Linked DNA regions of Mus musculus: region 2 is linked to region 1. The links are chromatin loops, found by intact Hi-C in ENCODE. Cell type or tissue: left cerebral cortex. All regions are shown on one strand. Links, peaks and the distances in the headings refer to the core of each region. The heading gives the core; the rest is flanking DNA. Region 1 overlaps Cask (calcium/calmodulin-dependent serine protein kinase (MAGUK family)). Region 2 overlaps Med14 (mediator complex subunit 14).

Region 1 (11,806 bases), core at 2,206-10,205:
TGCTGAAAGCAGCAGAGGTTCCTCTATGAATATCAGTAGCAACTATTCCCTAATGAAAGAAGAGCAGAATACTATTACTTAGATGTTAGGTGATGGTGAGTCTCTATAAAACAAATAACAACTCACTCCCCATCTTCAGCTTCCCAAATTCATGCCCCATTCAGTAACAGCCTTTGATTCAAAAGCTACTAGAAATTTAGTTTTAAAAATTTGTAAAATGCAATTAAACTTGAGAAGGCAAATAAAAGTGAGTCTTACAGAATTGCTTCCAAGGATATCTCTCCAAGTGTACATTCTCCTCAGCAGAATGTCTGTGTACACACTGTGCTAATTTGACAAATGAGAAAACTTGTACAACTCTAGCAGTTACTTGTGGCTATTTAAACACTTCTTGAGCTGACTACCTTATTTAATGATCAGATTTCACAATTCAAATAGTTTAGTCCTTTTAGACACTTACAAAGTTAACCTTTAAGCTAAAACTGAGCCCCCCCCCAAAAATCATCCTTACCTGTCTGAGTAGCTTATGCTCATTGACTGTTTCACACTCACAGTTCTCTGATCTTCACTCTTCCAGTATCCTTAATCAGTATGAGTAGAGTCTTGCATGACACCAAGTACAGTGGGGAGAAAAAGGGAAATTAGATTGTTGAAGAAAGTCAACAGTTACAGTAAATATAACCAGTACCTCCTTAAAAAAAAAAAAACAAACACAACCCTCATTTCTCTATTTCTTTAGTGGGAGGAAGTTAGTGGGTAATACATATATTTAGTATAAATATGTACTGTATAAATAAATATATATGTAGTATACTTATGATGATTTCATGAAGTAGTTAGCTTTATTGTTGTGATTGGCTGAAGTTGCATTTCTAAGGTTTAATCACACATAGCTAATTATTTTTCTGTGAGCATAGTAAAAGGAACTTCTTTCCAGTAACTCAATAAAATACCAACATAAATTTGTCTCTAAACTTCACTACAAAATCATTTGTGAACAGCTTCTTTGCAATCCATCTTTTCTAAGAGTAGAACAAAACAAAACTTGAAGTTTTCTTATTTATACCGGCTTGCTCAAATCAAATATCACTAGGCTGGATTAAAATTCATGCTCATCAGTGGTCTCTGCTGTTTTAAGATTGAAAAAAACTGATGCCCAGAGATGCTTGCTCTCTGTGTGCTCAGAGTATATATAGGGACTAGAACCCAGTTTGGTTACTAATAAACAACTTTTCTCTACTTCTAATTGGCATGTTCTACCTCCATTTGGAGTTGTAATAATGAGTACATGAGTTAGAACATTTTATGATGGATTTTGGAGGTAGCAAATGTGTTTCAAAACAAATTAATAGTTATAGCATGTAGTCTGAACTGACCATAACCGAAGGCTAAATGTGCATTTAGCACTGACCACTGAGCAACCTGCATCCCCAGCCCAGTTCTGCCAATTCTTGTTTCCAAACCCAAGTCCACCTCATTTGCTTACCACTCGTCTAGTACGTAGATGATGAGAAGTTGGGCTTACTCAAAGATTGATCCTGAGAAGCTGGAGAGGGCAACCATCAGCAAAGCTCTGTCTTGGAGAATTGGGTTATAAGAAGGGTAGGAAAGCCTGGGTTATACAGTCGAACGATGGGCAGGAGGCTCTGTGCCCATTCCCCTGCCCGCCTCTGGCTAGAACTGTAATCAACCTTGACCTTCTGAAAATAGCTACAAACACATTAGTTATCTACAAGTTAACCTCCACAGCAATTTGTATGCTTTGTGTTAACTGATGCAGGGGATTAAAAGAACAAGGAGAGCTGCACATTCAGATGTTATCAGAAAGTCACCAGGAGTTGGAGGTGGGGGTGCCAATAAATCCACAAATTGTTTGGCAATTAACATTTTTGTCATTTAGGTGAGCTCTTCTTTAGCACAAAGGTAACTTCTGGAGAAGGAAAGGGGAAGGCACATAATTTCTCCCTACTGTCCCACTGTGTGTTCATTGTGGCCCATCTCCAGGATGTTTGCATAGCCGGCAAGCCCTTTCCTAGACCTGAGTTCCCCAAGATGGACAATTCCTTAAAATGGTGGCCATTGCTCCATTCTCAGACCATTTTGGATTTCACTATCATACATTTTCCTTAAACAGTACAGTTCACTCAAATATTTATTGGAGTTTCTACTACATTTCTAGTAGCACATGGAGGTCCCAGAAGTATAATGCTAACCACAAACTAGAGTGTCTTCAAATCCAAGGAAGATGTAGATGTGATGTGTCTGAGAAATAAAAACTTAGTGAGTTGGTAAATCACAATGGTTCATTAAAAGAACTGAAAGGGAAGAACAGAGAATGTGTGATAGATGGTGGTGGAAAATGAGGCTCGGGGAAGAAACGACTCAAGTGAGACGACTAGGTAAATACTATAAAAGATTTTCTAAGACAGTAAACAATACTCTCCAGTAGTAGAAAAAAGTAATGGCAGGAAATACTAAGCTAACAAAAATATTCCTTGTCATGGAGCTATTTCAAGAATATCAAACCAAGTTGCAAGTTCTCTAGGACATAGTGTGCCCCTTTGGACTTCGGGATCACAAATTTTCTCTGGCTCTTTGTGTTCTCATCTTTCTCCTCTTCAGAGTGCGGTTTCCTTTGTCCACATGTAAATCTCCTTATCTGATTACTTCTCAGATCATCTGCCCAAGCACTCTCCAGTACATACTCTTCTGATCCTTCTGATCTGCCTCAGGTGATGGTTTTAAATCTGGCCCCTGGAATTCCTTTGGAGTATTTTAGTAAGAGTGATCCAAAAGGAAAGCTCATTCAGTTTTGCAGCCCATGGTGAGCTGTTGTTACTACCTCTATCAACTTTGAGGGGTGGGTTTGAGGGTCACTTACCAGTTTCCCTCAAAACCAAAAGCAGGAGGACATGAGATACCTTAGACTTATCTGAACTTGTGTGTTTCAAATGGGAACTTACTTTTTGGCTCTCCAAGCTAATATCTAAATTGGCTACAACTGGACAGTTTAAAATTTGTCCATCTGACCAATCAGTAGCTCAGGGCATTGAGAGGGAAGCTATTGTGCAAGACAAGAACACGTGTCTAAATGTGTGCATATTAGAACACCATTCTTAATTTCCCTCAAAGGGGACCACAGTAAGCCTTGTTCATCAGTTCAATGCTTACACAAGCCAGTTAGCTTTAGATGTGCAGTGCAGTCCTGTTACTCAAAGCTGTGGTTTGTTCAAGTTCAGTGAACCTTCTGTTCTCTTTAGGATGTGGTATCTGGCCATAGCCTTGTTTCCAGTGCTACTGCTCTCAGGTCCTCACATTCTACTACAAGAATCTGTAGTCGTGGAAGACCCAAGTGTAACTAGAGTTTTAGGATAAAAGCGCTTTCTCCAGCAACCCTAACAGGCTGGCCTTGGCCACCCATCTTAATATGCCAACTCAAGAAGCAAATGACAAATCGTGAAAATCAGAGACAGGAGAGGTAATCATGTGCACATCAAAAAGAGGAACAGTGTCTGGTGACCCCAAATCCCTCTCAGGGTACTGATATCAGCTGTAGATTAGAGGACAAATTGAGGCAAGGAGGCAAGAGTTGTGCATAATTATACAGCCTTAGTCAAGGTGTAGCCAGTAGTTTGTGTGACTCACTGATCATTGTCTCAGTTATGGTTCAGCAAAGGTAGTCTGTAGGCTTTCTTATTGTTCAAGGGAACAGGGTGGTCCCCAGGAGATGATTGCTCACACTCTAGTCCTCACTGGTTAAATTTCATCATCTAGGTGATAGAATCCAAGGGAGTCCTGGTTTAGGATAATAACTGGATATCTTTAGGCACCTTTTAGGCATCCGGAACAGAACATGGTAAAAAGCTGACACTAAGATGCCCCCTTTAGTCCTGTCTCTGTGTCCTTGGCCTCAAAGGACAATGGAATAAGTGATAATTTGATAGACACTCCTTGAGTGATTCATATTGAAAGAAGTAGACAAAGCTAATGAGCCAGATTAAAAGAGATAGATGCAAAATGAAGGCAGACACACCAGGCTTACACTGTGCTTTTAGGTCCCTGGGGGCCTGAATGAGAAGTCAGTGGTTTTTAGGACTATCAGGGGGCTTTTCCCCTCTTTTTATGGATGTGTACGTGTGTTCATGTGTGTGCAGTTGCATGCTCATATCATGTTTCAGAACCAACCATTCTTCCCTGTGGGTACTTTGAAAGCCAAAGGTAAAGATGTAAATGAGCCAGCAATTCTTGTGTTACTGCCTGCCGTGCCTGTGCTACCTTTGAAGTGTACAAAGAAACTTATTTTCTTTCCTTAAAAGCAGGCATTTTAGAAAATAAGGCATTTGACAAGAGTCTGGGAGAAATGTGACCTATCACGAATTACCACAAGTAAACACATGCCCATATCACAACACAGCAACTGGGAATGCAAAGAGATTACGATCATGTATCAGTGCCCAGAATTCTCCATGTTTCTTTCCAAGAACAAGGTCATCTTATTTCTAGCCACTTCTTTTTAATTTCTCGATAAAATTGTTTTAAGATTAAGACTGTGTTTGTGTCCCTTTTTGTCTTTACTCAAGGAGGAGGTTATATCAATGGCCAGGGAAAGAGAATTGGGCACGAGGTGTTCTTTCCTGTACCTGTTAGTGTTTGAATTCAATTGCTCATATTGAGAACCCCCAAAATTGAAGTACTGCAGTTTATGTGAACTGCTAGAACAATTGATAACAGCCAGGCATGGCAGCACAGGTCTTTAATCCCAACACTCTGGAGGCAGAACAGATGGATCTCTCTGACTTTGAGGCCAGCCTGGTCTACACAGTTTCAGGTCAAACAAGTCTATATAATGAGACCTTGTCTCAGAAAGCAAGCAAGCGAGGGAGGGAGGGAGGGAGAGAGAGAGGGAGGGGGAAAGGGAGAGAGAGAGGAGAGGAGAGGAGAGGAGAGGAGAGGAGAGGAGAGGAGAGGAGAGGAGAGGAGAGGAGAGGAGAGGAGAGAGTTTGGGTGATGGTGGCACACCCCTTTAATCCCAAGGAGATCTCTGTGAGTTTGAGGCCAGCCTGTTCTGCTACACAAAAAAACCCTGTCTCAAAAAATACCAAAATTTGATAATAAATGACAACCACTTAACTATATTTTATATTTATGTACATATATACATACATACATACATAGAAGGTTTAAGATATATCGGAGATAAATGCTTTTATTTCTTCAACAGGACAAGCATATCATGTGTTGTAACACAACTAGGGCTTGAATTGATCCCAAGTGTTAAAGGTTGTTTATCCTGACTCACATTAGATAAGATAGCACTCATAGAATCTGTTATTTTTTATTTTATTTTAAAAGGCATTTCATATAATATATTTGTATCATATCCTTTCCCATCCTCCAAATCCTCCCTACCCAAATTCACATTCTCTCTCCCTCCTTCCCCTCCCTCTCAACTTTGTCTCTTTCTGTCTCTCTCAAAAAAAGAAAAGAAAACTAAAACAAACAAAAACTAAGTAAATAAGATAAGTAACAACAAAAAGACAAGGTACCCGTACAAAAAGCTGTTTGGGCGTTGATGCTTCTGATAAGGTGACCAAGTATCTCATATCTCCTTTGACCAAAAATAGCTTTTACTTATGTCAACTTTTTATGTAATCTGAAGCTTATATTTTGAGATCCTAAATTTAATGTTACCCTTTTACACAGTGGATTTTAGCAGTCACTGATAATTCCTATTAAATTAGGAGTCTCATCCATTGGCACTTGCATCTTGATGCAACCTTTTGATATGTGGAAATAATTTAGAGTTGAAATCAGTCACTCTAGACAAGTATACATACCTGGCTGTTTCTAATATTTTCTTGTTGCCTTTATTTTAGGAAAAACCAACCTGAAATACCTAGTAGAAAACAATTGGAAAGAAAAGCTTTGTTACATTTTAACATGGAACAGCTCTGTAAAGTGCTTGCTTCTTTAGAGCTCTGGCCAGCAGAGGGCAGTATATCACCGCAACACAGTTCTTTTTTTTTTTTTTTTTTTTTAAATAATTTGCTTAGTTTCCAGCTGGAAATGACTGCAGTACAGGCTAGGGGAAATTTTTTTTTTTAATATTGAGGGTTTTGTCCTTTTAAGCTCTAAGAAATCTATAAATTTACTTTTTCTAGTGCATGAAAACCACTTTAAAAGTGATAAAGTGAAAATAATTTTAAAACAACAAATTCTCTCAAGATGAAAGCCCAGTGCCACTCATCAGCCATGAATAGGATAAATCATTTAAGGCTTGGCTTTGTCTTATTTTGTTTTAATGATTATCATGAGTCACGTTTGTGAAATATTCATGACTCTAATTATCCTGGAGGTTAAAAGAAAGTCTGGCAAGCTGAGTGTGGTGGGGCACACCTTTATTCCCTGCACTCGGGAGACAGATGGATCTATGTGAAGCTAGCCTGGCTTCTAGGACAACCCAAGCCACATAGTGAGATCCTACACCCACTGAAATGAGAAAAAGGAAAAAGAAAAAAAAAACAGTCTAACATTTTAGCATGGGACAATTTTGTGGTCACCTTGTGGGATTTAACTTCTAAAATAAAATTATAGCAGCTAATGGATACAGTTTGAAAAGTCAAGTAATGCTAAAGGGCTTATAATGAAAATAGTTAACAAATGTATTTTATAGTACATTTTATCCTCTGAAGAAAGTACTAGAAGCGATGCCCTTTCTCCTCCACTGTCCTCCCTTCTTCCAGTAGCAGGCCAACTATGCCGATACTTCCTCCTCGAAGTGCCTCGCAGCTTAGCTCTCTACATCAGGGGCACATCCAGGGTTTTATCCCCGAGAACGTGTGCTTTGTCACTAAAGCTTCAGTCACCACCTTCCATCCTGCATGGATCTCTCACATGAGTACACAACTCCCTCATCCCTCCTCACAAACAAAAGAGCTGGCAAGAACATACTGTTTTCATTTTCATCTACCACATTTCTTTGAATATGCTTTCACTTTTGATGACCTGACTAGGCTTTTATATTTTTTTCCCTTTAGTGCAGTAAAATGGCTCTCTCCCTAGGGATTAATAAGGTATGTGTAGCTTAGAGTCCACTGTTTCCTCAGCAACATTCCTCAAAGGAAAGAGAATTATGCTTTGCAAAGAGACCTCACATGTCCAAGTGCTGGAAGTGTGGAACTGCTTTGGTTCCTTCTCATACCAAATGTATCACAAAGCTGGCCCTTTGTAATTTTCATCTATGAATATCTCTTTCTGTGCTTCTAGAACAGCAATCTAGCTTGGCAAGAAAGCTAGAAGAAAAGCCTAATCCTGCTAGCTCTAGAAGTTTATTTGCTCCTTAGAGCTAGGTATTGTCACTAACATCTATAGTACCACAGCCTGAAAGGATGTAGAAAAATGGTCCTTTCAGAAGGTTAAGGGAGCAGCCCCCACGCCTCTAGGCTGTACCCATCACTCAAGGTTTCACTATTATGAGGGTCATAAATATCCAATCATTGGATCAGGAGACTCACTTGCTACTTGACTATCTTCTCTTCCTAGTTGCCACACATACTTGGAACCATGTAATCTTTACCCACAAGATCTGACCCCATGTGTCCTGTGTTTTTCAAGCCTTGCTGGCCACAAAGGGGAAGTGAATATAAGCATGCATGCAAACCTGTCAGTTCCCTTTGCAGCCAGCTCAATGTCTTCGCTTAAAAATATAGAGGAAACGGTGTTTTTCTTCTGAGTACAGACTGAATTTCCCCATACAGATGAGCATTTCTGCTTCTGACAGATGGAGAGGGGGTGTGGAAAAGAAGAGCGCATGCAGTTATGAGAAAAGGGTCTTAAAAGAGAAAGTAGGGACACAGAGACAAAACTGAACTGGGGAAGAGAAAGGTGCTACTGAGTACAGGAAAGAAAAACAGCAGGAGGGAGTGTCCGGGGTGCTAAGAACATCTCATTTGGAGGACAGCAGTAAGAGGCAGGAAGGAAACAGAGAAAGGAACTGCTATTAAATGACTCTTTGTAAAGTCTATGCCAGCAGGATTAGCAGAAGGCATGAAGAACTTTGATCTAGAAACTTGCAGTTGGCCAATATTTGAAAATAGGGTAGACTGGCCATGATGGTATTCACTTAGAATCCCTGAACTTGGAAGACTCCGTCACTAGAATAGCATGTTGAACACCAGCCTGGGCTATGTAAAGAGTTCCTGCCTCCAAAAGAACAAAAGCAAAAATAACACAGCAGAGGGCAGAACTCTAGGGAAGTGACCTTGTTGCTATTTTCCATTGCAATATGAAGACTAGTTCAGCGATCCAGATTATACAGAAAAGTCAAGGCTCAGATACATATTAATGTATCTTTTGGCATCTGCCCAGATACCCTCACAGTCTTTGCTTGCTGAGCCTTAGAGTATGGCCTGGCTAGCATAAAGCAGAATCTATCTGCTACATCTCCAGAAGCTAGGATTCAGTTCGCTTTGTGAGTTTCTTCTAGAGTTGGCCCACAGTCACTTTCATTGTATACCTCTCTAGATCTCATGTTTACCCTCAGCTTCCAGCTGTGTATTTCTGCCTTTCCCCTGGTATTTGGCTATTTGGATAACTTACCAAATATTTTCTGATTGCTGGGTACCTCAGGATCATTCAGCCCTCTTAACAACTCTGAGTGAGGTCCAGCAATTACTCATGTTTTTCTCTGTAAGAGAAAGAACGTGTCCGAGGCAACTTATAAATGATGGAGCAAATATTTGAACTCAGGCAGTCTTTTAGCCTGTCTATTTTGCTAGCTCTCTGTTCATTCTTTACTGAAGTGTTATTAAGCTCTAAGTTGCATTTGGCCTCACCAGGCTTCTTCCCATGGTCATATCAATAAGTCACATATTGTACTCCATATCCATTGGCCAAACTAACCCACTGGACTGTTGGACTAGGCAATACTGACATTCCCCCACACAGCTTCCCCTTAATTTTCTTTCCTTTTCTAGAGAACCACTAATTCTTTCCCGTGACATGTTTAGTATTTAATCAGGACATCTGATCAAGACATTGTGCTTCTTAAAAGTATTTTTATGTAATTATACACAAGTGCTTAGGTTTTGTAGTTTTAACTCTCAGAAAACATTTCTATTTTTATGTTCTCAGGGGTCCCCACATTTAATACCTCAGTACTATTTGTAAGTAAAATGCTAAGATATCAAAAATATGATCTGATCTATGAATTTGAGAGTCCTTGAGGAATGTATATTAAGACTAGTGACTAGCTAGATTTAGTTTTTAGTTACTTAGTTCCTGACTACAGTTTCCCCTCCCTCCTTTCTTCCTGGTCCCCCACTACCACCTCCCCTCTCCACCCACCCATCCACTCATCCTCTATTTCTCTTCAGAAAGGGGCAGCCCTCTCATGGGTATCAACTAGCTACAGTATATCAAGTTGCAGTAAGACTAGACACCTTCTCTCCTATTAAGGCTAGAGAAGTCAACCCTGTAGAAGGAAAGGGTCCCAAAGGCAGGCAGCAGAGTCAGAGACAGCCCCTGTTCCTACTGTTAGGAGTCCCACAAGAAAACCAAGGTACACAACTGTATCAGATGTGCAGAGGGCCTAGGTCAGACCCATGCAGGCTCCCTAGTTGTTAGTGGGTCCCTATGACCCCAGGTTAGTTGATTCTGTGGATTTTCTTGTAGCATTCTTGATACCTCTGACTCCCACAATCCTTATTCCCCCATTAATGCAAGATTCCACAAGCTCCACCTAATGTTTGTCTGTGGTCTCTCTGCATCTGTTTCTATCAGTTGCTAGGTGAAGCCCCTCTGATGACAATTGAGCTAGACACCAACCTATGCGTATAACAGAATATCATTAGGAGTGTTTCATTGCTTGGTTTTTTGTCAGTCATGTTTGGTTCTGTCGTAGGTCTCTAGGTTATCTAGCCTCTTGTTCCTGGCCCTGCAGGCAGTATCAGGGGTGGATTCCCTCTCATGCTGGATCAGTCATTGGTTGGCCACTCCCATACTTTCTGTGCCACCTTTACCCCATGTAGGTAGGACAAATTGTAGGTCAAAGTTTTGTGGCTGGGTTGGTGTCCCAGTCCCTCCACTAGAAGTGTTGACTGGTTACAGGAGATGACCAATTCAGGCTCCATATCCTCTCTTGCTAGGAGTCTTATGGGCTCTATTTATTGATAAAGGGTGTTTTTTATTTCTTTTTATTTTGTCCTTGCTATTGTTGCCTGGTAGAAGGAGCCTCTGAACTAAGTATAAGTATATACAAGTTGAAGTTATTTGTGACCCATTTCAACAAGAAATGATTGAGGCCCAGAATATATAAAGAAGCACTTCAACAATAAAGAAAGAAAGTTAAGCAACTGAGGAGGAGGGGGAAGTGAAGCTATGAACAGACCATTCACCTAAGAGAAAGCCTACATGCAGGAAGTATTACAAATGACACTCCATTGCCCTAGTGATCAGGAAAGTGCACACTGAAGCCACAAGGAGATATTATCTTACACCTATCTGATTGACAAAAAGTAGTGTGTGATGAAACCAAGTGTTAGCGAGGATGTGGGCAGCTAGGAGCTCATTTCTGCCCACTTGTGAGACTGGGTGTATAAGTAGTAAAATTGCTTTGGAAAATTATCAGAACTGGGATATGCTGAAGGCCTTCAGTCTTACAGCCAGGCATTGTTGCTTGAGGGGTCAACTCTAAGGGACCTCCATGCAAGGACCTTTGGCAAGCAGAAGACTGCTCCTACTAACAGAAAAACTGGAAACCACCTATATGTCCGTTGGTGGGGGAAATGGAGAAATGAACTCATGTTGTTTTGTGTCCTATAACACTTCATCTATGAAAAGAAATAAAGCCTTTGTGCTAGACATAGATAAGCATAATTACAGTGGGAAAGAGCTATGAGGTGATAAAATAGTAGTTACACCACATGTAAACTTTTTTTTTTTTTAAAAAGAAAGTGTAAGCCAGGCAGTGCATGCCTTTAATCCCAGCACTTGGGAGGCAGAGGCAGGCGGATTTCTGAGTTCAAGGCCAGCCTGGTCTACAGAGTGAATTCCAGGACAGCCAGGGCTATGCAGAGAAACCCTGTCTCAAAAAAAAAAAAAAAAAAAAAGGAAGGAAGGAAGGAAAGTGTATCTTGTTATACACATGTGTTATAAAAGTACAAAAAATAAACCCTCCTTACCCAAGGTTAATAATGCACACGTGTAAAACCCCAGTATGACCAAACAGTAAGATAACAAGTTCAAGGTCAGCCTATACTACATATCATTTTTCTGTTTCAAGAAAAAAAAACATAGTTTATATACATATAAAGTAAACTTACACGTGAAATTACCAAATAAGATAAGTAATGGCTAACTGTTGCTCCTGAACTAATTTCACTGGGTGACCAAAGCTAAAAGTGACATATCCAAACTGCAACTGAAAATCTTTTTCAGAACTCATTCTGTGATGATTCTTTACGTGTTTTATGAACTTGAAAAAAATTAAATTAGATAAAATGTACCAATTTATCTTTTTTTTTAAAAAGTATGCTCCGTGTGTCTGGGATTGCAGTGAATTAGCTTTCAAGAGTCAAGTAGAGTTTGTAAGGTATACAAATGTAAGACAGCCAGAAAGCCAGTCTTGCAGGTTTGGGGATTTGGGCACCATACAATTTTGATAAATGCTAAAAGTTTTTGCATTAATTGCATATTAATATTACTAAGTTTTGAGGTGGCTGGGGTTGTTTGTTTTTAGTAACTATCATCTTGGAGGCTTAGGGAAGTAGATCAGTTGATAAATTGCTTGCTACACAAACAGTAAGAC
Region 2 (11,806 bases), core at 1-8,000, 980 kb after region 1:
CTCTCAGCCATCTCGGCATCCCAAGATGGATGTTCATTTTACTTTGCATGTCTATATATGTGCATTCTGTGTATGCTATATGCACATGAGTGCTGGCATAGGCCAAAAGAGAAGGCATCGGATTCCTTTCAGCTGGAGTTAAAGTTGGTTGTGAGCTACCCTATATAGATGTTAGCAATCAAACTTGGGTGCTCTGGAAGAGCAGTATGCATTTTTAACCTGCTGAGTTATCTCTCCAGCCCTATGTTTTAGGTGTTTCTTAAAACTATATAGTTTGAGCCTTTATGATAGATGGTGTTTATTTGATTAACCTAATACCCCCCTCCTCCTTGTTGCCATTTTAATATCAGGTTTAAGGAAGCAAGGATTTTTTTTTCTTGTTTTTCTTTCTTTTTGGTTTTGTTTAGATTTTCATCTGATAGGATATAACAGACATTATAAGTCAGAAAGATTTCTTTGAGATTTTGAAGGAGTAAATATGTATCTATAAAAGCACCTGTGATTTTCTCTTCCAAACGATCACCATGGCTTCAGTCGTTTATTTAGGGAAGCAGTTAGAAACCAAAATGAACGTCAGTCAGCAAGAACTTTAAGTGACATGAGTTGATCCTTATTTGTAGAAGGGAGCAGCATATGTCAGAGTGCCACTGCATGTTCGTGAGCGAGATTAGAGCCTCACTCAAAATGGGGCACTGGCTGGGATGCAGGGAGGAAGCAGTGAAGTCCCGAGTGTTGATGGCTTTATGAAAACAATGGGGCAAGAGTTGGTGTCAGAGACACTGCAGCCACTGGCCTTGGGCGGAATAAAGGAGAACATAGCGCCCAAATTTACCCCAGAGCTTTTAGTTAGTTGTTTCATGGATTTTTTTTAAGTAAAAGTGCATGCTGTCTGGATCAATAAATGTAAGGTGAAGTTCTAACTCTTCAGACTCCATAGCAGATGTAATTTTTAAATGTTAAGAGGTTTTTGTCATTATTTTTCCCCTTTAAAACAGTTCCCAGATCAAGCAACGCAGCTGAAATGGAACGTTCAGTTTTGCCTCACCATCCCTCCCAGCGCACCACCAATTGCACCGCCTGGGACACCAGCTGTGGTCCTGAAATCCAAAATGCTATTTTTTGTAAGTATCACCTGACATCGTCTGTGCGTGTAGAGTTTCTGAGGAAAAAGCCACATGAGCATTGTAGAACATCTTTTGAGTGAGCTCTTCCCTGTTAGCTATATGTCTAGGGTTTTCCACTGTTAGACTGTGGGGTTCTTAGCTCCCTTAGTAACAACAGAGATTTATTCAAGGTTGTAATTGGGAGACAATTATAACACTCGGGTGGGTCTCACTTTTTTCCTCATATTTAATTTTCCTGTACTTGCTGTATCTTATTCTGAAAGTAAATGATAGTACCTCTCACAAATCGAGACAAATATTTGATTTTCTGTTTTTATTCTCTTTATCTACAGCTTCAACTAACTCAGAAAACATCAGTCCCTCCCCAAGAACCTGTTAGTATAATAGTTCCAATTATTTATGATATGGCTTCAGGTACCACTCAGCAGGCAGACATTCCCAGACAGCAGAACTCTTCTGTTGCTGCGCCAATGATGGTCAGCAACATTCTGAAGAGGTTTGCAGAGATGAACCCTCCACGACAAGGTACATGAGCAGTAGATGGTATTTTGTTGCATATATGTTATAACACTTCCTTTTAGAGAGACCTCCCTCCCGTTCCCTCTCTTCTCCCTCCTTCCCTACTCTGCATCCCAATCCTAGCACTAGTACTCTGTTGCCATGGCCCTCTTAGTTAGTGTCTGCCTGTCGCTTTCTTTCTTTCTCACTGGTTCTTCAGTTTTGTCCATTTCTCTGCTGCCTGGACTTTTTTGTTAGCAAATGACTATTGGGACTGAGCCAGTTGCCAATGCCAGAAGCTTGTATTTATAGCACACATTGCCACAAAGCCCTAGGTTAGGATGATAGACTTTTCCGGGGCTGTGAATCCCTGCCTTGCCATCAGTACCTGCCGCTCTGTACATCACAAAGTTGGAATGCATGTTGGTTTCTCATACTCCATGGTTCGATCATGAATAGAATACTATTATCAAAAGTTGTGTATCTTCTAAATGTTTTGTGAAGAATAAAAGCTGATACAAATGGCATCGCTGCTTTTTGGGCTTCTTATGTAAGTGTCAGGCGGGTGCAAGTGAGCCTTTACCCTGAACGCACAGTGAAGCTCTGAGACTGGACATTTCCCAGGAAACCAGAGTGTTTCTTGACAGATAAATGAGGTCCCTTCGACAATGGAGTAGCCCACACTTAACTCCTGGCAATGCCAAATTTGGGGGTCTAAATCATGAAGCTCAGCAAAGAGAACTTTGCTTCAGTTTTGCTCATTTCTAATATTTATGAATGTACGCTCATGCCTGATGCTAAGGAAGTCCTCTTTATAGCCTTAGAATAGCTTGCAAACAGAATTAGGAGAAATGAGGACAAAGCTGTTCTCTGAAACATTTTAAAGTATCAGTGTCAAAAGTTTTAGGAATCCTGAGGGGAAAAGGAAGTTTTTAAAAGCTATCTGTTCCCCCATTCCATACCTAGGTAAGGGCTTGCCTCAGTTTCTAAGGAATCCACTGGGCAGTAGAGAACAGTGTGCTTCGTTTGTTAGAATACTTCTGACAACTTTCTGCTTTCATTCTTTAACCTTTCTCTTCAGCTGAGAATAGGCCCTCAGGAATCAAAATTTAAAGCCATCACAATTCTCAAGTTAGCAGTCTAGTAGAACTCGGATGGTAAACATAATTCCTTCATATGGATAACTTTTAAGTATGTCCTATCCACTGGGATTGAAAAATTAAAAGGGAAATGATTTGATCTTACTGTGATCTAGCAAATTTTCTACCTATCAGTGTAAAGTGTCAAAGTGTGTATGCATGTCCCTGTATGCACAGGCATGCATGCACACACATGCGCTTGCACATGTACATGCACACATACGCACCGCAGTTTGTTAAGAATTGGTAAGGTATTATGGGGGTGCTTTCTTTTTTTCTTTTGTTCCTTCTTTGGTTGGACAAACCTTTGGATTTCCTTTGTCCTTTTGTCTGTACCCTCATTTTCCAGTGCTTGGAGCAAAGACTGGCAGTGACTTGCACAGGAACACAGTGTCCTACCCTTTGACAGGCCATAATTCCTATGAGGGCTTCCGTTCACCCCCTATCAGCCATAAGTAGTGTCAAAGCCTGTTCTAACAGGAAGGATCTAGTTTGGCGTGAGGATGAGGAGTATGAGTTGTACCTCCACAATCGAGTTTTTACATCCTTGCCATGAGATATGTCAGCTTCCTTGCCCTTCTCCCACAGTGCAAACATTTTGAGGGAAAATGCTAGCTTGGTTCAGTGGTGTTACACCTGTAATCTCTGCCCCTGGAGGCTGAGGCAGGAGAGTTTTGAGTTCTAAACCAGTTTGGCTTACATAGACCATTCGTTGTCTTATAACAACTACAATGAAAAGAAAAGGGGAAAAATACCTAAGCTTAATAAACCTTTTCTCCTTTGAAAACAGAAACAAAACCTCCTTTATTTTTGTATTTAATTGACTTCAGTCTTAATGTGTAAATTTAGAAGTCAAATATTTCCATGAAGCCAACAATCTCTATGAGCTGTCATAGACTTTCATTGTGCAGTATAACTTCACTAGCCAAATTTAAAATTTAACCTAACTACAATATAAAATGAAAATGTTGAATTTCTTAGCCAAAGTAGTGCTGTGTAGAGCATGGACATTTCTTTTGCTGCAGAACATTGTATTGGTCAGCAGTATTACTATAACTTAGTGGAAGTAGCCTTATCTGGCCTTTCATGCAGAGTTAGCTGGAAGGACATCACGGATGTCATAACTAATGCACTGATATACATTAGAACTATCGTTAGATCAAGAATGCATTAAGTATTCTAGAGTCAGACTGTTCAAGTCTTATCCAATGTGGCACTGCTTCCGTGCACTGAAAGCATCTCTTTCTCTCTGTTTAAACTTGACATGTGCTCCCAGTTTCTTCCTGAGACAAAAACAATGCCCAACCCAAATATAATGTTACACCACACCAGTTCCTACTGCCTAAAATCTGAATAGTTTAAAATACTTAACGTCTTTGATTTCAAATTCGTGACTGATTTTAACCATCCCTTCCCTCACTGGTGTGTTAACGTCTCTCCTCCACTGCGAATAGCTAATGACCATTTTTCTCTGTTGCAGGTGAATGCACAATATTTGCAGCTGTTCGTGATTTAATGGCTAATCTTACACTGCCCCCTGGTGGGCGTCCATAGACACTATTGTTTTTAAACCAGGAAGGCTGACTAATGAAACAAAACAACACACACACACAAAAAGGCTGAATTCAGCCTTCAGTTTTAAAAAGGAAAAGGACTTTTTTTAACCTTAAGAGCTAAATATTCTAAACTGGCAACATTTTCAGGGTGCACTTCATCAAAAAGACCATCAATTTTTTTGTATAGTGAACTTGTATAGTGTGTTTAAATGCGACACATTTCAAACTAGGTAACAGATCAGTGTCCTCGTGCCAGTAATAGATTTAATATTCTGTTTTATACTATAAAATAATGAAAATGCCAAACTTGTTTATTTAATTGTTTTCTTATGTTTTGGGTGTAATGGTCCTTTTTGATTTTTATTTTTATTTTTTAAGGCAGGTCTGTCAGTTTTGAATACTGTAAAACTGTGACAAACTTTATATTGAAGCTGTATTTTAATATGCCCGCTTTGAATCCTTACTCCGAAATGGTTTTGGGAGCTGTTAAACACATCCCAAAGAAGCAATATTTAATAAAACTAGGATCTAAAAGAGACACTTGTGTATGTATAAGCTCTCTAGAGTTCTTAGGGCCTCCCTTCATCTTTAATCTGGTGGGGCCAGTCAGTTTTTTAATTATGTATGTCTGAAATTTGACCAAAAACATTCTTGTTTTAAGGTTAGTTTCTTCAGACATTCCTAACCTGACTGGTGATAGTCTTTAGCACCTCAGTTGTTTTTCAGTATAGGATTTTGCTAAAATGAAAGAGCTTTGTCTTTAAAAAAGAGATCAAGGATCCCAAAGAATACGATTCTCATATGTGAGAAAATGGGAACCTTTTTGCTAGGAAAATGTCATTTTTAAGGTATACTTAAAAATGTATACAGCATTAACTAGGAACAAAAACGTGACTGCTCTAATTTGCATGACGTTTTTCTTTTATCTTATTTAACTTTTTACCTTCCCCAGCCCATTTGGGGTTGTTCTAAACAATCTCAATTTAATCTGTCGTCAGCAAGACAATAGGACGTTTTGCTGGTCACAACCTAGTCCAGTCATTTAAAAAGTCCACAGTGCAGTGCCTGTCCAGTGTTCAGTGGAGTTTCTGGCACTGGTACATCTCAATAGGATTTCTTTTTAAGAGTACTGTACTGTCTCTTGAAGCCAGTCAGGGACTTTTTAAACTTTAATGAATATGGTGTGATTCAAATGTCTTCTGATAACTTGATGTTATTTGGAGGAGTTTTTGTTTTGTTTTGTTTTGTGTGTTTTTTTAAATGATAATATCATGCTGAGTTATCTAGACAATGTATTATCCTTGATGAAATTTTAGATGTTTGTCTGATTACATTTTAAGATGATTGAGCTTCTACAAGTATAACCATGAAATTCTAGTTTTTTAAGTATCTTACTGCAACTGTATCATGTGTTCTCCTCAACTTGGCTTGAGTCTCCCTTGCAGTCAGAGTTGAGGCCTTCTTTGTCTTCTTTGTCTCTTTTCTGCTTTCATCTCCTGCTTTTCACCCAACTCTGCCACTGTTCCAGAGTAGGTGACTAAACTTTGATTCTTCCTTTAGCTTAACCTTTTTCTCCTTCTGTTTCCAGTTCTCTTCACAGTACTAATCACATGGGTTCGGCAATCTAAGATGTCTTGATCAGGAGTCAATCCTTTTCTATTTGGAGCTGAATCCTAGCTTTCATGTAGAAATCTACATGTATATACAAGAAATGTATTTTTATCTGCAGGATGATATTGTTTCAAATAATTTTATTAATAGAATTAACTTTTCAGGTATTTTCTCTTTTAAGTGTGGTTTTAAAATGTTAAATGAATTTTTATACATGATGCATTCAATGGCTACTTTTTTCCTAATTATAACACCTTTGAATGCATTGTGTAAATCAAGTAAGATAGGATTCAATGAACAGAATTTGATTTTGATGCTTATTAAGAGTAAACCAATGAATTTGAATTTTGATATCATGCTTGGTACTTGGAATTGGTATATACTTTATTAAAGCTTGGAAATACTTAGCATTTGAATCGTAACTTTCACCACGAACCATGTCTTTTGCCTCTTTTGTTAACCAGATTCAATCAAAGAAACTGGATGCCATAGTGATTTTTCTCTAGTAGGTGGTTTGGAACTTGATTTTAAGGTGTTTTCAATGTGATTTTAGTATTTACGGTAATAAATAAAATTTATACAAGTTTCAGAGAACTACCAACTCTCTTTGGTGAAGATGTTTTGGGTTGTAATCCTGGCTTAGTATTAGTTCAACCCTGAAAGAAGACATCAGTCCTGATTCACCCTTTTCCCTTTTACATCTACAAAAATTTCATTTCAAAAAGTATAAAAGGACTTTTCACGTTAAGAGAAAAGGGGGAATGTCATCAAAAATAAGGCCACTTAGTAACTGCAGGGACTGACTGTTGTTTGACAGTTAACGGACTTAAGGATAGGCATACATGGTTTTTCTGCCATGTTTTTCCCCTCCAAGAGAAATTCCAATTAAGCTTTTTCTTTCTTTTTTTAAACAAGACAGGGTCTTGCCATGTAGCCCAGGCTGACCTTGAACCTCCTAAGTCCAAGTGACCCACTTCTGAGTACCAGGAAAACAGGGCTGTTCCCTACTCCCAGGCCCCCCTTTCAGTTGTTCTTGATACAAAGTTCATACTTACAGAAAATGTTTTAGTCAGAAAAAGGAAAGTCCTAATGTAGACTTCATTCAGAGGTGGGTTTTTTTTGGAATTTTTGATTTGATTTGATTTGATTTGATTTGATGGGAATAGGGTATTTCCCATCATTTGCTTTGAATGGGTCTAATGTTGAGGTTAGTAAGACAAAATTGGTATATACTTTATTAAAGTATTACAGAGCCTGCCTACACTGACTGTACTTTGAGTCTTCAGATCATCACATCTGGTCTCTATTTTTTATAAATTGTCCCCACTTCCAACTGGCCAGTGGTTTGATAAAATGTCCAATAATGTAAACAGTGGATGAAAGAGCATATTTGCGTCAATATAAAATAAGTTAGCATTTACTCAAAGCTTAATGTGTGCCAGGCATCATTGTAAGTGTTCCCATCTGTATAAATGCTCCTCACCACACTGTGAGGTAAGTATTAATAACCTCCTCTTACAGATGATAAACCGAGTTACAAAGAAGGAAATAACGTCTTAATAATATTAAAATTAGGATCAGCCAAGATCAAAACACAAAAAATTGAGAGTTTGAGCCCAGAGCTAGTGGTCCTTACCATTGCCTGTGCAAGGCTTCTCTGTTTACAGTGTTCCTTCCGACTCTTTTGATTCCATACCACTTCAATATGTTTGCCAAGGTCAAAAAACCTCACTCAAAGCATCTAAAACATGTTTTCTCACTTGATGTTGACAATCTAATGCATTCTGGTCTGTGTAGCATATGGCTTCCCTGTGCAGCTGAAATAACCCTTTTCTGAGCTGTCCAAATCCAGGAAGTACATTATCCCTTTTGCTTCTTCCTGCCAGGTACTCTAGTTAAGGAGTTTCTGGTCCTAGTGTCACTTTAACATATGTACTGGGGAGCATGGCACACAATACAATAGGCCCCCTGCTTCAGGTGAGGGTAAGCATGTTATTGATACCCCGAATTTGCTGTTCAGTGGGTTTAGGGATGAGTTAATTTTGTAGAATTGCACAATGCAAGGAACATGTCATTCGAGAAACACACCTTGAGCATTCCTCTTTACAATAAAAAGGTCAGCACATCAGGAGGGGATCAGGTTGGTTAGAGGGTTGGCAGGGTATTCAGGAATAAAAATTAAAGCTTTAAAAGGATTAGTCTAAATGTTCCATGTCCACAAACCAAAGCGGTTCCTTTAAGCGGGGGTGGAGCTGCCACTTCCTGGAGCGGAAACAGTGGCCAGCCTCTAGCCTCTGAAGTGTACACCGCACAGTGACGCTAAACGTCTGGACGTTTTGGGGGTTGGGCTACGCCTGCGCTGCGTGGGAGCATCCCAGGGTGCTGCGCGTGCTTACCGCCGGCCCCGCCTTCAGGAGTAAGACATGGTGGTGTCGGAGCTGGCAGCCCGCCTCAATTGCGCCGAGTACAAAAACTGGGTGAAAGCAGGACACTGCCTGCTGCTGCTGCGCAGCTGCCTGCAAGGTTTCATAGACCGTGAAGTGCTCTCCTTTCACCGTGGACTGCTGGCTGCAGTCCCTGGCCTTGGACCCCATGCTACCTGCCGCGGCGGTTCCCGGTGCAGCCCGCGCGCTCGCCAGGTGAGCTGCTGACCCCGAACTCGGGCGCGTCTCCACAGCTTGTCCCCCTATTCCGTATGCTTGCAGTCTTTTTCCTTCCCGGGGCGGGACTGCTTCCTACTTCCGGGGTGTTCCTGTTTTGCTGCCCCGCCCACCCCAGTCCCTCCTCACCTCTGCCCTCTGTAGTTTCAGCCTCAGTGTCAGGTATGCGCAGAGTGGAAACACGAGATCTTGAGGCATCACATCAACAGAAATGGAGACGTGCACTGGGGAAATTGCAAGCCAGGCCTCTGGCCCAAAGACCCTTGGGAGGTAGCCAAGGTAAGTACTTGTAGCCTGGAGGAAAGCATATGAAGTTGCTCCTGGTGCCCCAGGGTGGAGGGTGGGTTTTGAGTGCAAGCTGGGACTTCAGAAAGTACAGAAATACTAGAAGATAGGTTGGTTCTCTGGGGTCTAGTGGCGTAGTGGTGAGGGGATACTAGAGTGGACCCATCTAAGCTCAGTAAAATAAACGCCTCTGTTTCTTCGCTTCCTGCAGGCACTTGAGTTTTATTGTAAGACGCTGTCTTAAAATAAGGGGAAAAACAATACAGGCTGAGAGACATGGAAGAACAGTTAAGGTTTACTTTACAGCAGACTTTAAAAAAAGGCTTACTTTTGCTGTGGCGTGCGTGCCAAGAGGATGCTTAGCTAAGGTATACATTTTTAGAAGGTAGAAATATTAGTTATGAGGTAGGGGTTGTTAGGCCTGTGTTTAGATTTTGTCACTGTGACTTAATGCCTAGTCTGATTGGGAATTTGCTTGGATTTCTTGATGTTGCCTGGAAGCTGTGTAGTGAGTGGAGGGAGGTGTCAGAAGTAGCTTCCAAATGCAAATTGACAAATTGCTTTACTATTATCTTGGTTTGTGCTAGCTAGTTTTCCGTCAGTTTGACACACCTGGCTTAAAACCACCTGGGAAGGAGGGAATCCAAATAAAGAAGACGCCGCCACAAGATCAGCTTGGAAGGGAACCCACTGCTGTCACTTCATTCTTGACTGAGCCTTAATGCCTCTCTCTGCACTTTGGTTCCTGGAGCTATCTGTTCCTGCCTTCCCTCCCCAAGCTCTTCTTCCCATTTCCCCTCCTTCACCCCAGCTCATGCTTCATGGAGTTGATGGAACCCCAGACACTGAGTTCCTTGTCCTTTCATTGAACCTATAACTCTGCATGTGTGTGTGTTTCTTCTTTTTGCTACAAAGTGACTTCCCATTTGCCCTGTCCCTCCACTTATATGTCGAATCTCATCCCTTAAATCTTTAGCTGTCCACTCTTCTGTTTCCTGGCTTATTCCCATCACCGTACGAATAGCTTTACCATTATCTTAGTTTGTGCTAGCTAGCTTTCTGTCAACTTGACACAAGCTAAAACATCTGGAGAGGAGGGAACCCAAATAAAGAAAATACCTCCACAAGGTCCCATTGCTAGCAAGCCGGTAGGACATTTTCTTTGATTGATATGAGGAGTGCCCAGCCTGTTGTGGGTGGTGCCATCCCTAGGCTGGTGGTCCTGGGTTCTATAAGAAAGCAGGCTGAGCAAGCCAGTAAGCAGCACCTTTCCATGGCCTCTGCATCAGTTCCTGCCTCCAGGTTCCTGCCCACAGTGATAGTTGCTTACAACTATCTGACTCAGAACCTCTGACTTACATACTTCATAGCTATATTTATAACCACTTGGAAAATACTTAGAAAATAAAATTGTTGGGAAGGGTTTTCTCTAAACTCCTACTGTCTCCCCATTTATCTATCAGCTGTCTTTACATCTACTTAGCAGAACTTCCTCAAGAGGACTTGATGCCTGGTACTCCTTAGCTCCCACATGTTCTTCAACTCATGCAACCCTGGCTCCTGGCCCTGGCCCTGGCCCTGCCCCTGCCCCGCATCTGTCCCTGACCTCTGTTCTCCAGCCTTCTCCCTCCTCTTTCCAAGGCTAGCAGTGTAACCCAAGACCTTACACATTCTAGGAAAACACGCTTAATCCTGAGCTACACCCCAACCCTGGGTTTATTGTGTCTTGGTTCTCCTTCCTCTACTTCTCAGCTATTAGGTTTGCAGGTATGCAGCATAGCTCCTAGCTTCATCGTTTTTACCTATCAGGCATGTACCACTCACCACCGGCACTTGGATTTAGACACTCCTGCCTTTGTGACATCTCTTCCTCCTCCTCTAGCCTCTCTGGCAATGACCCTTGCCCTTGTAATTCAGAGCTACAGATGTGCTTATTCCAGGTGTTTCCCTAACCCCTCTGCTGCGTCTCCTCAGCAGTTGGCATTTAGTTCTGCAGTGGGATTTACCTACCTGATTCCTTGCCAAATAATACTCTCCTTTCTTTCTTTTTTTTTTTTTTTTAAATAAACTGGCTTTTTTTTTTTTTTGGCTTGTGAAATGTCCTTAATTTGTTGATGTAGCCAACAAATTTCAAGTCCGCTATGCAAATGGCAGAAAGAATCTGTTCAACAATTAGCTTTTGAGCTCAGTTTCATAAGGCTATATGTGAAAATATTCTGAACTACAGGTATTAAATACTGAAAAAAATGAACAGTTTATTATAATTTATTTTATTTAACAAACTGGGAAGTTTGCAGCCATCAGCAGTTCCAGTGCAATTTCAGGTGCAATTGGGAATTCAGGTATTTCAGTGGAGCTGTTAGTATAGCGGACCTTGTAGGTAAACTACTCGCCCAGCATGGCCTGCCTGAGTTCATTTCTCCAGCTCCAGCCCCTCAGTGAAGAGGTAGCGGAAGGCTGTGGGACTTTCATAGGGGTTTCTCTGCTGTGTGTTTACTGAGTGACACATGTCGGTGTGCAGCGCTGTACGGAGGCAACAGAGGCTCCCTGTTAGCTTCTGATTTCAAAAGAAAGGGAATAATTACCAAAATAAAACTAATCTGTCAAAGACAATTAATTGTTTGTATTAGCAAGAACATATCGGGTAGAAGCTATTCTACACTGGGGATGTAAAGCTAGGCCAGTTTAGAGGCATTGATGGACCGTCTGTGTTTTCCCTTCAGCAACAGCTGAAACGGGCTGTTGGTTTGCTTTAGTCTCCTTATATTAGTTACCTGGGTACACTGATTTCTTTGTTAACCTCTGTAGCATCCCTAATAGAGAAATATGATGACCATGTGTTATATGTACACAAAATTCTTTTGACTTACGTGAGGCTCAAGCATGGTGTTTGTTCTCTTGGCATGACAGCTGAATAACCTTGAAAGCAACTC

The links. Peaks named below come from ENCODE experiments on the same cell type or tissue, not always from the same donor. Only the 100,000 strongest peaks of a DNase experiment are listed, where the experiment ranks them.
Region 2: it touches region 1 in a loop (8-fold over the local background); 5 of 42 quality-filtered maps call a loop at or near these places.

The regions. Positions count from the first base shown.
Region 1 is chrX:13,651,124-13,662,929 of GRCm38, reverse strand. The region is part of intron 5 of Cask (calcium/calmodulin-dependent serine protein kinase (MAGUK family)); the gene reads left to right. Gpr82 (G protein-coupled receptor 82) reads right to left here and starts at 1,567. Exons shown (of 4, transcript NM_175669.3): 1 at 1,487-1,567; 2 at 512-602. In left cerebral cortex, for the core only: CTCF peaks have their summits at 5,980 (motif pointing right) and 7,615; DNase peaks (open chromatin) are centred at 5,989, 6,886, 7,220 and 7,812; H3K27ac peaks cover 2,670 bases.
Region 2 is chrX:12,670,087-12,681,892 of GRCm38, reverse strand. Med14 (mediator complex subunit 14) reads left to right here. Exons shown (of 31, transcript NM_001048208.1): 29 at 996-1,121; 30 at 1,457-1,649; 31 at 4,242-6,522. The coding sequence ends at 4,315. It overlaps 1810030O07Rik (RIKEN cDNA 1810030O07 gene), which reads left to right and starts at 8,254. Exons shown (of 7, transcript NM_175141.6): 1 at 8,254-8,567; 2 at 8,733-8,867. The coding sequence starts at 8,352. In left cerebral cortex, for the core only: a CTCF peak has its summit at 4,304 (motif pointing left); DNase peaks (open chromatin) are centred at 3,236 and 4,285; H3K4me3 peaks cover 392 bases; H3K27ac peaks cover 510 bases.